Regions from separate parts of the Homo sapiens genome. Here region 2 is linked to region 1. A link is a contact called in ENCODE Hi-C or POLR2A ChIA-PET data. All regions are on one chromosome and are shown on one strand. The core of a region is the stretch at or near the end of the contact, and the rest is flanking DNA. Distances in the headings are between cores, read along the strand shown.

The links. A loop is a pair of places that touch in the nucleus more often than their neighbours do. ChIA-PET counts read pairs that join two places held with the same protein, here RNA polymerase II (POLR2A). Pooled maps may share reads with other maps.
Region 2: a loop to region 1 is called in a map of gastrocnemius medialis, with 4 times the contacts of the local background. The contact joins the promoter of TACC2 here to the promoter of BAG3 in region 1. A Hi-C loop is called at or near these places in 1 of 168 maps with a recorded cell type or tissue (gastrocnemius medialis) and 1 of 50 pooled maps. POLR2A ChIA-PET finds 5 or more read pairs at or near these places in 1 of 52 experiments (naive thymus-derived CD4-positive, alpha-beta T cell).

The regions. Positions count from the first base shown.
Region 1 is chr10:119,648,449-119,655,393 of GRCh38, forward strand. BAG3 (BAG cochaperone 3) reads left to right here and starts at 2,932. Exons shown (of 4, transcript NM_004281.4): 1 at 2,932-3,407. The coding sequence starts at 3,228. RefSeq lists enhancers at 2,070-3,024, 2,405-2,484 and a silencer at 2,685-2,984.
Region 2 is chr10:121,986,520-121,993,464 of GRCh38, forward strand. It overlaps TACC2 (transforming acidic coiled-coil containing protein 2), which reads left to right and starts at 2,644. Exons shown (of 23, transcript NM_206862.4): 1 at 2,644-2,969.

The DNA of each region.
Region 1 (6,945 bases), core at 1,682-4,181:
GAAGGGGCAGAGGTATTGACTGGGGTTCGAGGATATTCTCTGATTCCGAATTGAAAACTAGGCCCAATATTAGTTCAAAGCGTTTCTGGGGAAGGGAATGAGTCAGTATGTCTAAAGATCTAAAATGTCACCTCCCAAACATTCTCTCTTTCTGGAACACAGTCTCTCTTTCCCAGGGGAATTGGGGTGCTCATTGACGTTTGTTAAATAAAAGTTATAAGAGGTCACTGTTTTGGACTAAGCTCCTGCATTTGGCCTTAACAAACCCGACGAAAAATCAGAAAGGAGTCACTCATGCTAAAGTTCCACATCACCAAACCAAAACCAAGTTGTTATCTGACTTTCTGAGAAATCAGGAGAGGTGATAGTCTAATTTCCCAAACAGGCTACTTTCGAATGAGGGGTGAGGGTTGGGGAGTGACAGGAGGTGGCTGGGGGCACCAACTCCGTGCAGTCGAAAATCCCTGCAAAGCTGGGCGAGGTGGCTCATGCTTGTAATCCCAGCACTTTGGGAGACGGAGACGAGTGGATCACTTGAGACCAGGAGTTTGAGACCAGCCTGGCCAACATGGCAAAACCCTGTCTCTACTAAAAATACAAAAATTAGCCAGGCATGGTGGTGCACACCTGTAATCCCAGCTACTCAAGAGGCTGAGGCAGGACAATCGCTTGAACCCAGGAGGCAGAGGTTACAGTGAGCTGAGATTGCCCCACTGCACTCCAGTCTGGGAGAGAGAGCAAGAACCTGTCTCAAAAAAATAAATAAATAAAATAAATAAAATAAGAAAAGAAAGGAAAAAAGAAAATCCCTGCATACTTTTTTGTTTGTTTGTTTTTGAACTGGAGTCTGGCTCTGTCGCCCAGGCTGGAGTGCAGTGGCATGATCTTGGCTCACTGCAACCTCCGCCTCCTGGGTTCAAGCAGTTCTGCCTCGGCCTCCCGAGTAGCTGGATTACAGGCATGTGCCACACGTCCAGCTAATTTTTGTATTTTTAGTAGAGTTGGGGTTTCACCATGTTGGCCAGGCTGGTCTCAAATTTCTGATCTCAAGTGATCCGCCGCTTGGCCTCCCAAAGTGCTGGGATTACAGGCGTGAGCCACCATGCCCCGCCCCTGCATACTTTGAATCTCCCAAAACTACCAATAGCCTACTCTTGACGGAAAGCCTTGCCAATAACATGAACAGTCAATTAACACATATGTTGTATATGTATTATATGTATTCGTGCAATAAAGTAAGCTAGAGAAAAGAACATGTTAAGAAAATCATAAGGAAGAGATTTTACATTTACATAAGGAAGAGTAGTACACTTACTACTCATTTAGTGGACGTGATCATCATAAACGTCATCATCCTCATTATCTTCACGTGGAGGCTGAGGAGGGGAAGGAAGAGGAAGGGTTGATTCTCCTGTCAAGGGGTGGCAGAGACAGAAGAGGTGGAGGAGGTGGAAGGGGAGACTGGAGAGGCAAGCACATCGGTGTAACTTTTATTGAAAAAAAATCCATGTACAAGTGGACCTGCTCAATTCAAACCCATGTTAAGGGTCAACTGTACAGTAATCTGAAGTATGTAACCTGATGTTACATTTCTCTCAATCATTTCTCTCTTTCTTTCTCTCTCTTTCTTTTAAAGAGATAGGGTCTTGCTCTGTCGCTTAGGTTGGCATGAAGAGCAAAATCATAGCTCATGGCAGCTTCAAACTCCTGGGCTCAAATGAGCCTCCCACCTCAGCCTCCTGAGTAGCTGGGACTACAGGCATAAGCCACTGCACCTGGCTTATTTTTTGTTTATGCAGAGATGGGGGTCTTACTGTGTTGTCCAGGCTGGTCTCAAACTCCTGGACTCAAGAGGTCCTCCAGTCTTGACTTTCCAAAGTGCTGGCATTATAGGCATGAGCCATGGTGGCAAGCCCTCATCAGTTATTTTTCTATGATTCTGTCTCTCTGTCCCCTCCTTACAAGGAAAGTAATTTTGAAACAACCAATCCAGTCTTGGTTCTTTGTTTCTGCTTTCTTCAGCCCTTCTCTGTCTATAAAACCAACCTCTTCTGCTCAGCTCATGGGAGCACTTATTCTAATTTAATGGAGATGTTGCCCAATTTCTAGAATCACAAATAAGATCTTTAACAATAAAAGTTAAAAAATGAAAATCAACAACAACAACAACAAAAAAGATCTTTAAATGTGTTGTAATTTTCTCCTTTGACAGGTTACAAGTGCAATTGAATAAACCAAACAAAAAATGTCATGGTTATTCGGTCTTTACTTCCCAAATCAGGGTCAAGATATAAGATAGCAAGAACCAATCTCTACCATAAAAAAGATCCAGACCCAAGAAAATGTGATTTATCTTTAAAGCTGCAACGAAACTTTCTTTTTAGTCTAGGAGACTAAAAGCCATCAGTTGATACAATCTCTTTTTTTCTTGAAGTTTCCAAAGGAAGGCAGGTGAGTTTGCACTGACTTCCATTTTCTCCCTGGCTTCCTTCCGGTGTCAGATGAGAGTCCCCGCGCTCCTCCCGGACAGCCCTCAGGGTCCTCGGCTATCATATATGGGGGAGGGGGTGGAGGTGGGCGAGATGGTTTTGTTTGTACAGGAAGGACGGGCGGCAGGCACGGGGAGCACGGGCTCCGGCCCCGGGAACACTCACTCGGCGCAAAGGAGAGGGAGAGAGCGACTATGAAAGCCGAAACCCGCCCGGGGCGCACGGAGGACGGCCCCAGTCCAGCTCGTCCGGCTTCCCACCCGCAGGCGGACCCCGAAGCCGCGCCCGCGCCCGCCCGCGGCGACTCCGGCCCGGGCACGCGCACGAGTCGGAAGGGGGAGGGGCGGGAGGAGGTGGGGGAGGGGCGAGCGGGCCGAGGCCCCGCCCCCGCTCCTCTGCCCCGCCCGCCGCGATTATAGCCGATGACTCAGGGCGGAGCTCCGCATCCAACCCCGGGCCGCGGCCAACTTCTCTGGACTGGACCAGAAGTTTCTAGCCGGCCAGTTGCTACCTCCCTTTATCTCCTCCTTCCCCTCTGGCAGCGAGGAGGCTATTTCCAGACACTTCCACCCCTCTCTGGCCACGTCACCCCCGCCTTTAATTCATAAAGGTGCCCGGCGCCGGCTTCCCGGACACGTCGGCGGCGGAGAGGGGCCCACGGCGGCGGCCCGGCCAGAGACTCGGCGCCCGGAGCCAGCGCCCCGCACCCGCGCCCCAGCGGGCAGACCCCAACCCAGCATGAGCGCCGCCACCCACTCGCCCATGATGCAGGTGGCGTCCGGCAACGGTGACCGCGACCCTTTGCCCCCCGGATGGGAGATCAAGATCGACCCGCAGACCGGCTGGCCCTTCTTCGTGGACCACAACAGCCGCACCACTACGTGGAACGACCCGCGCGTGCCCTCTGAGGGCCCCAAGGTGAGCCGGGCCCGCGGCCCGCCCTGGTCGGTGGCGCCACCTCGACGGCAGGCGGCGGGGAGTGGGCTGGGCCGGGGGGACGCGAGGCGGCGGGGCCCGGGGGTCGGCGAAGGCCCCTCGCGGGCGGACACCGGCTCCGCGCCCCGCCACACACTCCCGCTGCGCCCGGACGAGTCCCCGCTCCGGACCCGCCCTTGACAGGCGTCGGGGCGAAAGGAGGCCCCGGGATTCGGTGGCCCGGGAAGCGACCCCGCAGTGGCTCCGGTGCCGTCCACGGCTCGACTCCAGGGCGGAAGGCCGGGTGTCCAGCGCTGGCCTCGCGCTCTAGGGCTGGGAGAGGGGCGGCCGGCCTGGTCAGCTCCGGAGGCCCCGGCCCACCGTGGCCCCTGCTGCCCGCTCGGCCTCCGGGCCCGGGACCCGCGGCGCACCCTGCTGACCGCGGACTCGAGGGGGACACTCGCAAGCTTGGATGGTGGTTTTGGGGGGAATTTTACCGCTCAAGTTCTCCAACTTGGTTGAGGGGTATCTTGGCTACTGTCCCATGTTAGGCACCCAATGACTCTGGAGGCTGGTGTCAAAACATTCATATATATATGTGTGTGTGTGTATTTTAAATTAAAATTGTATTATTGTTTGAAAGTGCTTTCAATATGAACGTATCCTAGTATGATTTGTAAAATAAAAAACAGGGTGTGCTTCTCCCCAGCAGTTTCTAGAGATCTAGACTAGAGATCTGAGACTGTCTTACAGTTGGCCATTGCCTTACCACATTGCCTCACACTGGAGAGAAAGAGAATGATACGTGTATATTTATAATGGCATTCGCTTCCTGCCTTGTTATGGTATTAAAATACTTAGGATTTGTTACCAGTACACAAATAACTGACTAATGATACTCTTGTGAATACAGCAGAAGTATGTCTCATTTACATACATGCAAGGATATATACTTCTTAATCCCCAAGAGCATGAAATTTGAAAATGTAAATTTGGAATGAGTGTGTTAATTTTCAAAAATCAGAGTTAGTTATACTATTCTTTCAATTTTTTATAAATTTGAGCTTTCAGGATAAAAAGTTTTTAAAATAAATATGTTATACTTAAAGCTGAATTGTTAACGCCGTCTGGGCAAGATAAAAGCAGCAAAGAGCTGGTAAATTATTTTGAAGATTTAAAAACTCACCAAATTAAAACTGCTGTGTAACCCATTGTTTTAGAAGAAAGACCTGTATTATTTCCCTTCATCTTTATGCACTTTTTGTTTTAACAATATTGATAAAACTCCGGTGCCCAGCAGTGAGACCGTGTACAGGCAGCAGTTTACATTTACGAGAGATTAGTTGTATATTTATTCTTGAAAATTAGTACAAGAGGCTGTAATTAGCTGGGATGGGCACAGTTACATATACCTTTTTGTGTGTCTGTTCCACCCATTTTTGGGTGAAACTGACACTCATTTCAAACCACCTTTCTTAGGAGTCTGCGTGGATGTACATGATCTTTAGTGTGGTTTACAACTATTATTTTGAAGCCTTCTTCCTGTAGACATAGGGATAGTGGTATCTGTTGGCAGCCTTTGTTGTGAGTGAAGATCAAGTTTGAACATAAACATTCCCAGCACTTTGTTCTCAGCATGAAACTTACCCAGCAAGTTGAGATCTTCCTGTACCCACCTGGTGCATGGGTTAGGCTGTGATTTCATAAACCTTATTAAAAGAAAAAAAGCAGGTTTAGTTACCATTATTCTTGTCAGCAAATACAAAGAACTACTAAATCAGAAGTCTGATGCTGGGAAGATTTATTTGAAAATTTCACGGTCAAAATTTTAAAGTTGAAATGTCCTTGAAGATCTCTTATGTTAGGCTTCTTTATTTTCTGAAACCCAGAGAGTTCAGGTGTGACTTTGAAGGTCATCCAGCTAGTACCAACAACAGGGAGAGAACTAGTGTCAGGAAAGTCCTAATAAGAGGCAGTGTGTCTCTTCAGAAGTTGGAAGTGAGTGTTTTGGGAAACTGAGGCATGCAGGCTAGAATACTTGATTATTTTTGTGCCCTCCTGGCCACCAAGTTATTGGGTCACTGACCTCTGTGCTGAGGTTGCTTGGATTTTGATGATGGGACTGATGAACTCAAGAAAAGAGTTCCCTTTACCAAGTGAATGACTTGAGACTTGTCAGCATGGCACCAAAACTTAAGGAGAAAACTAACATTCAGCCCATGAGCTGTTTGTGCTTCATTGCTTTCAATCCTGTGCTTTGACACACACAATATCAGGTTGCACTTGTGTGAGTTACACCTTACTGGAGACTAAATGTAGTGGAAAATCCTTGAATATCATTTTGTATTTGAAATTGGCTTCTCAATGCATAATGAGAAAAAGGCCCTTGCAGAAAACAAAGGGCGATTTTGGAGGAGCTGAGCTGAGGCCCGTCTGAGCATCATCATCTTCAAGAGGAAATGCTGTCAATCAGTAAAAAGCTGTTCATTGAGCATGAGGAGCTCAAGAGACGACCTCTCTTTTGGGGGAGGACTCAGCTTCAGGATGTTTAAAATTTAATCACGTTAGTAAGAAAATGGAAAGAAAAGACTAGACCTTTGTATTTTATTTCGTCTTCTACTGCCGTCTTGCAGTTGATCTTCCGCCTTCTCCTGAAGTAGTTAGGACAACTCCCTGTTTTCACAGAGGGGCAGAGCGAAAGCAAGTATCTTCTGTCATTGCTGAAGCAGGACGGCTCCCGGCAAAGATGCTGGGCTTCATCCAGCCCCATTCTAAGCAGCTGGGCCTCCCCACCTGCAGTCTTCCTGGATTTTGATTTTCTGCACACTTGGGCTTCCCACTAATTTGGCAAGTTCATACCAGTCCAGGCCCTTTCCTGGCAGAGGATGGCATTCAGTGCTGGTGCAGCCACTCCTCCAGGCTCCTCCCTGAATAAACAGAGGCCGGATGTTCTGGAGTGCTGTTCCCGCCAGGCCTCCTTGGGATGAGAGGGAGACCTTCCTCCCTCATGGAGCAGGGCCGCTCTAGCTCCATGGATCTTGGGGGTTACCAGTCTGGCACTCTCCAGGGAGTCCTGTTAAGAACACAGATTGTGGCTGTGTCTCATCGCCTCCCTGCCCCAACCCCATGTTCAAATCTGAATTGCTCAGTGTAGGGCCCAGAAAACTATTAAGTCCAGAAAGCTTTTTTGGTGGTTCTGATTCTGCTGCACTGGCAGTGGGAGCCACGGATGGCCAGTGATCCCATTTTGGGGAGGAGGAGCTGCGGCTTAGTGCCTCCTGAACATCTATCCTGCAGAGCATTTTCCCAAGCCTCCATTTTCCTTCTTGGGGAAACTCCCCAGGTACGCGGGCTTCTGGAGGTGTGAATATGGGGATGACATGGGAAGCGAGCCGAGACAGCACCTTGCAAAGTCTGGCAGGGTGGCTGGCAGTGCGAGAGTGGGGAGGTGGTCCAGAGATCTTCCTGGACCCCAGGAAGAAGCAAGCCAGAGCCTTTTCTTTTTGTCTTGCCCATCTGGCAGAATCTCACCATAATCATT
Region 2 (6,945 bases), core at 1,394-3,893, 2.3 Mb after region 1:
TGGGAGCTTGCACAGGTGAATGCCGGCAGGAGCTAGGGACTATATGTGTTCAAGATGGTGGCTCTGTCTTCCTTTCTCTTTGTCGACCACCATACAATGTATTAAAGAGCAGTCAAGATAGTGCTGATCAACTGGAGAGTCCATTTACATAATAAGATTAGGGTGGGGCAGCCAGTCTTCCTCGCGGGCTATGTAAATGTCATACCTGATGGTACCAATCTATGAGGTCTGCGTAAATCAGACACCACCTTTTCCAGCCTGCCTATAAAATCTGCTGCGGTCCGCCGCCTCCCGTTTTGGACTTCTCTCTCTCTCCTTTCTTCTATTAAGTTTTCTACTTCTTAACCCACCCACGTGTGTCTGTGTCCTGAATTCTTTCTCATTGTGAGACAAGGAACCCCAGCATAAATACTCTAGACAATGTAGCTGTTAAAGTAGCATAGCCTAGCCTACCTAAAACGTGCTGAGAACACTTGCATTAGCCTACAGTTGGGCAAAATCACCTAACACAAAGCCTAGTTTGTGACAAAGTGTTGAATCTCATAGAATTTATTGAATACTGTACTGAATTTGAAAAACAGAATAGTTGTTTGAATACTCAAAGTACAGTTTCTGCTGAATGCATTCTCTCTTTTGAGCCATCTTATGATAAATCTACATCAAATTATTGTTATGTTAGGGAAGGAAACTGCCTTTGCAGAACTGACAGTAACAGAAATGTGACATGGTTGACTTCATCTTGCTTCTGACCTCCAAGCTGTCCTTGGTTATTCCTGGGCATAGGCCAAGCTAACTTTGGGAGGAATTCAATTTATAGTTTAATTTGAAAGTAAAGATTATAATAGTCCCTCCCTAAAACTAACCCCCTCCTTTCTCAGGGACCAAAATCGCCTTTGTAAGACTAATGAAAGGCCACAGGAATAGGATAATGGGAGAAGGCAGAACTCTGCTAAAATGTAGGCATAGTTTCTATAGTCCCTTAATGCCCAGGGGTCATGTGGCCAGAGTTCACAAGATCTGTGACTTTCCCAATTGCTCCTGTAAGTAACATCACTATTGTAGAACTTAAGATTGGGGTGTTTGTTTGTTTGTTTGTTTTTGTATTTTTAGTAGAGACGGGGTTTCACCATCTTGGCCAGGCTGGTCTCGAACTCCTGATCTTGTGATCCACCCACCTGGGCCTCCCAAAGTGCTGGGATTACAGGCGTGAGCCACCGCGCCCAGCCAAGATTGAGTTTTTTAAGATGTTTTTCAGACTGACCTCACTCAGACTCATGACTCATGACTCAACAGGTCCTGGGGCCCCACCCAGAGGCAGACTCAGTGCATGAGGACTGCTTTCCACACCGGTATGATTTCATCCCCAACCAATCAGCGGCACTATCCCCCTACCCCCTGACAACCAAATTGTCCATAAAAACCCTTGTTCCGAGCCTACAGGGAGACTGATCTGAGGGATAACTCCAGTTCTCCCACGTGGGCTCAGCCTCGCGGCAGTTAAACTCTTTCTCTATTGCAATGCCATGGTCTCAGTGAATTGATTTTTGTCTGTGCAGTGGGGAAGAAGAACTTGTTGGGTGGCTCCAGAACCATCTGTATAATGATGAATAAGACAAAGTCCCTACTCTCATGGAGGAGACAGATAATAAAGAAAAGAAAAAAAAAGGATTTGGTCATTGTAAGTGCTATGAAGAATTTAAATAGGCTAAAGGGATAGGTGGAGAATAGAAGTTGCATTTTTTCTTTCCCTCCAGATAGAGTCTCACTCTGTCACCCAGGCTGGAGTGCAGTGGTGCGATCTTGGCTCACTGCAACCTCCACCTCTGGGTTCAGGCAGTTCTCCTGCCTTAGCCTCCTAAATAGCTGGGATAGCAGGCACCTGCCACCACGCCCGGCTAATTTTTGTCTTTTTAGTAGAGAGGGGGTTTTACCATGTTCGCCAGGCTGGTCTTGAACTCCTAACCTCAAGTAATCCACCCACCTCGGCCTCCCAAAGTGCTGGGATCACAGGCATGAGTCACTGTGCCCGACCTGAAAGTTGCTATTTTAGGTGTGATGAGCAGCACAACATCTTTCCTGAGGAGGTGACATTTGAGATGTGACTTGAATTGTGAGGAGTAATGTGTCATGCAAAAATACAGGGAAGTCATATTGTAGTCAAAGGCAATAGCAAAAAAAAGTCTTTGGGGTTAAAATAAGTCTGACACATTCAAGAAAGTTCAGAAAGGCATACATACCTGTGTTAGAGTAGGTAGCTAGGGGAACATGAGAAGGGCAGCAGAGGGCATTCCACCCCCACCCCCAACCAGGAATGTCAGGCGACCATCATGTGATGGTCAGGTGGTTGTTACACTGTTTCTCTAAAATCATCATTGGTTGCAGCCAGCACCAGGGAAAGGCCGGCTCCCAATAGATAGAAAACACCTGAAGCTAGTGTCAGCCGCTTCCTGATAAGATCTCAGGAGTTGGGCAAGTGGGCTCAAGCATGGGCCCTAAGGGGCAAAATGTCAGAGTTTAACTAATATATGACCTTCCTCTAGGAATTCTCGACTGGCAAGGGAAAAATGCCTCAAATGAGCACGCGCACAACTTCAGTAAACACACTGTGAGTGCGGCCACTCCCAAGTGCTGGCAGACCACTGCATAAGTGGACAGCCTGCTCCAAGGGAAGGATCAGGAGAGAAGAAACGCAAATCCCAGAACCGTGCCAACATATAAAACCCCACATTAAGGGTTGTACAGTGCACTGGGATTTCTCAAGTCACCCGCTTGGTCCTCTTCCAAGTATACTTTACTTCCTTTCATTCCTCTCTAAAACTTTTTTAAAAACTTTCACTCCTGCTCTAAAAGTTATCTTGGTTTCTTACTCTACCTTATGCCCCTTGGGCGAATTTTTTCCTCTGAGGAGGGAAGAATAGAGTTGCTGCTGCAGACACATCAGATTCCCTACTGGTAACAGCTGGAGTGCGGTAAGTAAGGAGGAGAGGGCTGGAAAATGAAGTTGGCTCTGATTCCCATTACTTGAAAATACAGGGTAGGAAAACCCTATCTTCTTAGGTTCAGTGGCTGGGGAGCACCATCACTCAAGGTGAGAACTGCCTGGCTGAGCCCAGCCAACTCACAGAACTGTATGAGGTATTTTCATCTACTGTGCTAGGCACCTAGTGAGAGCCCTTTTGCGTCTTTCAACTTTGGAAAAAATTATGATTTATTTTTATTTTTTAAATTAATTTTATTTTTTTTTTTTATGTTTTTAGAGATAGGTTCTTACTCTGTCATCCAAGCCAGAGTGCGGTGGCATGATCATGGCTCACTGTAGCCCAGAACTACTGGGCTCAAGTGATTCTCCTGCCTCAGCTTCCCAAGCAGCTGGTACCACAAGCACATGCCAGCATGTGCAGCATGGGAAATATTTTTATGTTACCACCTCGACACTTTCTTCCTTCTACTTTTCTGTGTCATGTCTGCATCTCCCGTCACTTAGATAGGGACCTCACAGTTTGATTCTCCAGACCTTTAATATTTTTTCATATTTTAAATATTTCTTTAATTCTGTTTTTTGAGATATTTTATTAAATTTACCTTCAACCTTCTGTGGATTTTTTTTTTTAGACAGGGTCTTGCTCTACTGCCCAGGCTGGAGTGCAGTGGCATAATGATGGTTCATTGCAGCCTCGACCTCCCGGGCTAACGCAATCCTCCCACCAGGAGCAATCCTCTCAAGTAGTTGGAACTACAGGTGCATGCCACTAAATTCAGCTAATATTTTTTATTTTTTATAGAGATGGGGGTCTCGCCGTGTTGGCCAGGCTGGTCTCAAACCCCTAGGCTCAAGTGATCCTCCTGCCTCAGCCTCCCAAAGTGCTGGGATTATAGGTATGAGCCACCAAACACTGCCAGAATTTTAAATATCAGGATATAGGAAAGGTTTTGCTTTCGTTTTCAATTTTGTTTTTGTCTTATGGCACGGGGCCAGGCAGGGCAAAGGGTAGATTCCATTGACACTTATTTTTAATTTTCTGCCCAAGTACGTTCCCACCATTGTTCCTGGTGTTTCAGACCCTCTCCAGGGTCTGCAGAGTCTTGTTTGGCTGGAGCCCCTTCTACTCTAGTCTAATGCCCCTCTGCCCTAATTCCTCAACTACCAGGCCGTCACTGCTTTCCATTACCCACAACCATGGAGAAAGCTCTCATCAGCTAATGTGCCTTCTCCAGTTTGCCACATTATTACATTATTGTCTGGACATACCTGTTTTTTTGTTGTTGTTGTTTGTTTGTTTGTTTTTGAGACAGGGACTCGCTGTGTTACCCAGGCTGGAGTGTAGTGTTGCCTTCTCGGCTCACTGCAACCTCTGCCTCCCAGGTTCACTCGATTCTCCTGCCTCAGCCCCCTGAGTAGCTGGGATTACAGGCACCTGCCACCACGCCCAGCTAATTTTTGTATTTTTAGTAGAGATGATTTTGCCATATTGGCCAGGCTGGTTTCAAACTCCTGACCTCAAGTGATCCACCTGTCTCAGCCTCCCAAAGTACTGGAATTACAGGTATGAGCCACTACGCCTCATCTGGACCTACTTGTTTTTAAAAATGCCTTTGTTATCATTTTAATGAAGTCTCTTAAAGGAAAGGAGTTGCATTTGTGTGTTCTGTCTTCTTCAGTAAAGAGAGGGCTTTTATTTATTTATTTTATGTATGGAGATAAATGAACCTTAAACATTGTATATTTTTATTTTTATAAATCCACCTGTTTACTGTCATTTCAAACATTACTTTAAATTTATTTTCCCCTCAGAGCTTTTAAATAATCAGGAGCTCTAAGCATTGCCTGGGAAATGTTTTGTTTTCTTTGCGCTGTCCGCCACATGCTAGTGATTTTCAGCAAGGTTGTGTTTACGTGTATTTCAACTGGGCAAATAGGAACTAATATGAAATAAAATAACATTAATCAAACCTGACTTTATGAGCAAGTTTTGAAATAGTTCACATCTCAAATTAAAAATAAGTCTTTTTTGCTAATTAATGAATGAATGTTTTGGTCAAGAATCATTTCAAAGCTGAGCAGCTGAGTGAATGATAGAAACTGCACTCACACTGTTGCTGTATGGTGGCACCATCTCAGCCGGTATACAGAGATGTCTGCAGGTTTTCATCAGGATCATGGGAACTGCACTGTTGTTTACAGACATTGGAACTCTGACTTGTGACTTTAGTGTAATTTAAAACTTTTTTATATCTCAAAGCCATTTGCATTAGTCCATTTTCATGCTGCCGATAAAGACATGCCCAAGATGGGCAATTTACACAGGAAGAAGGTTTAATGGACTCACAGTTCCGTGTGGCTGGGGAGGCCTCATAATCATGGCAGGAGGCAAGGAGGAGCAAGTCACATCTTACATGGATGACAGCAGGCAAAGAAAGAGCTTGTGCAGGGAAACTCCCCTTATAAAATCATCAGATTTCGTGAGACTTATTCACTATCATGAGAACAACATGGGAAAGACCTGCCCCCATGATTCAATTACCTCCCACCAGGTCCTTCCTGCAACAAGTGGGAATTTAAGATGAGATCCGGGTGGGGACACAGCCAAACTGCATCACCATTTCACCCACGTTTTATGTGTTGGTGCTAGTGGGAGTACTAAAAAACTGTTCCCAGATCAATAAACTGGGAACAAAAGTGAGAAGTGGTAGAAAGCTGTGAAGAAGGCCCAGAACAGCCCACCCTGATATGCCAGGCTGTTCTTTTGGAAGAAAGCAGTTTGTACACAAGAGAGGTGATGCTGAGAAAGTGAAAAACCTGAAGGTTTTAAGAGCCGAAAAAGTGCTAATGTGAAAACACGCCACATGGTTTTATGTAGGGGCCCCTTTACTTTAATGCTTTTTCCAACAGGAAAATTTGACTTAAGTTATTTGAGTGCAGAATTACACAAGAACTTCAAGAAAAGTTATAAAATGTAATTGCACAGAACAACTCAGTTCTAGAATAGGGATTTTCCATTTTTGGAGGGCTTTTATGTACATCATCATGATTAAGTCATGCTGGGCCTATGAAGAAGGTGGAGTGTGGGATCATTCTCTTTTTCTGCCTGATGAAATGGAAGTGCTTAGTGCTTGGGCAATTGATCCAAGTCACTGCTAGAAAATAGGTGAATTGGTTGGGCATGGTGGCTTACGCCTGTAATCCTAGCATTTTAGGAGGCCAAGGAGGGTGGATTGCCTGAGCTCAGGAGTTTGAGACCAGCCTGGGCAACACGGCGAAACCCCGTCTCTACTAAAATACAAAAAATTAGCCAGGCGTGGCAGTGGGCACCTGTAGTCCCAGCTACTCCAGAGGCTGAGGCAGGAGAATTGCTAGAACCTGGGAGGCAGAGGTTGCAGTGAGCCAAGATCGTGCCACTGCACTCCAGCCTGGGCAACAGAGTGAGACTGTCTCTAAAAAAAAAAAAAAAGAAAGAAAAAATAGCTGAATCGAGACTTAGCATCCAGCCTTCAGAACCCTCATTCAAAACTCTCTGGGAAGCTAGGCATGGTAGCTCACACCTGTAATCCCAGCACTTTGGGAGGCCAAGGCGGAAGGATCCCTTGAGCCAAGAGTTCAAGAACAGACTGGGCAATGTTGCAAGACCCCTGCCTCAACAACAAACAAACAAAACAAAACTCTCTGGGAGGTCCTTTGGTATTACAGCATTTTAGTTATTATAAAACTCAGTCTTCTTAAGGAAGACAACTCAACTAACTTTTAAATGTGTGAAAAAAAGGAGTTGTAGTCACTTGAATTTGCACTCTGAATACTAGAATAATTTTGAAAATTAAATATTTCCGATGAAAATTAGATTACCTTTTAAATTTTCTCTGAAAAATTATACATTCACATGAGATAAAATCCCTAGACTAGAAAAGAAATATGAGAGGGAAGTCTTCCTCTTTCCCTGCTCCCGAGTCCAC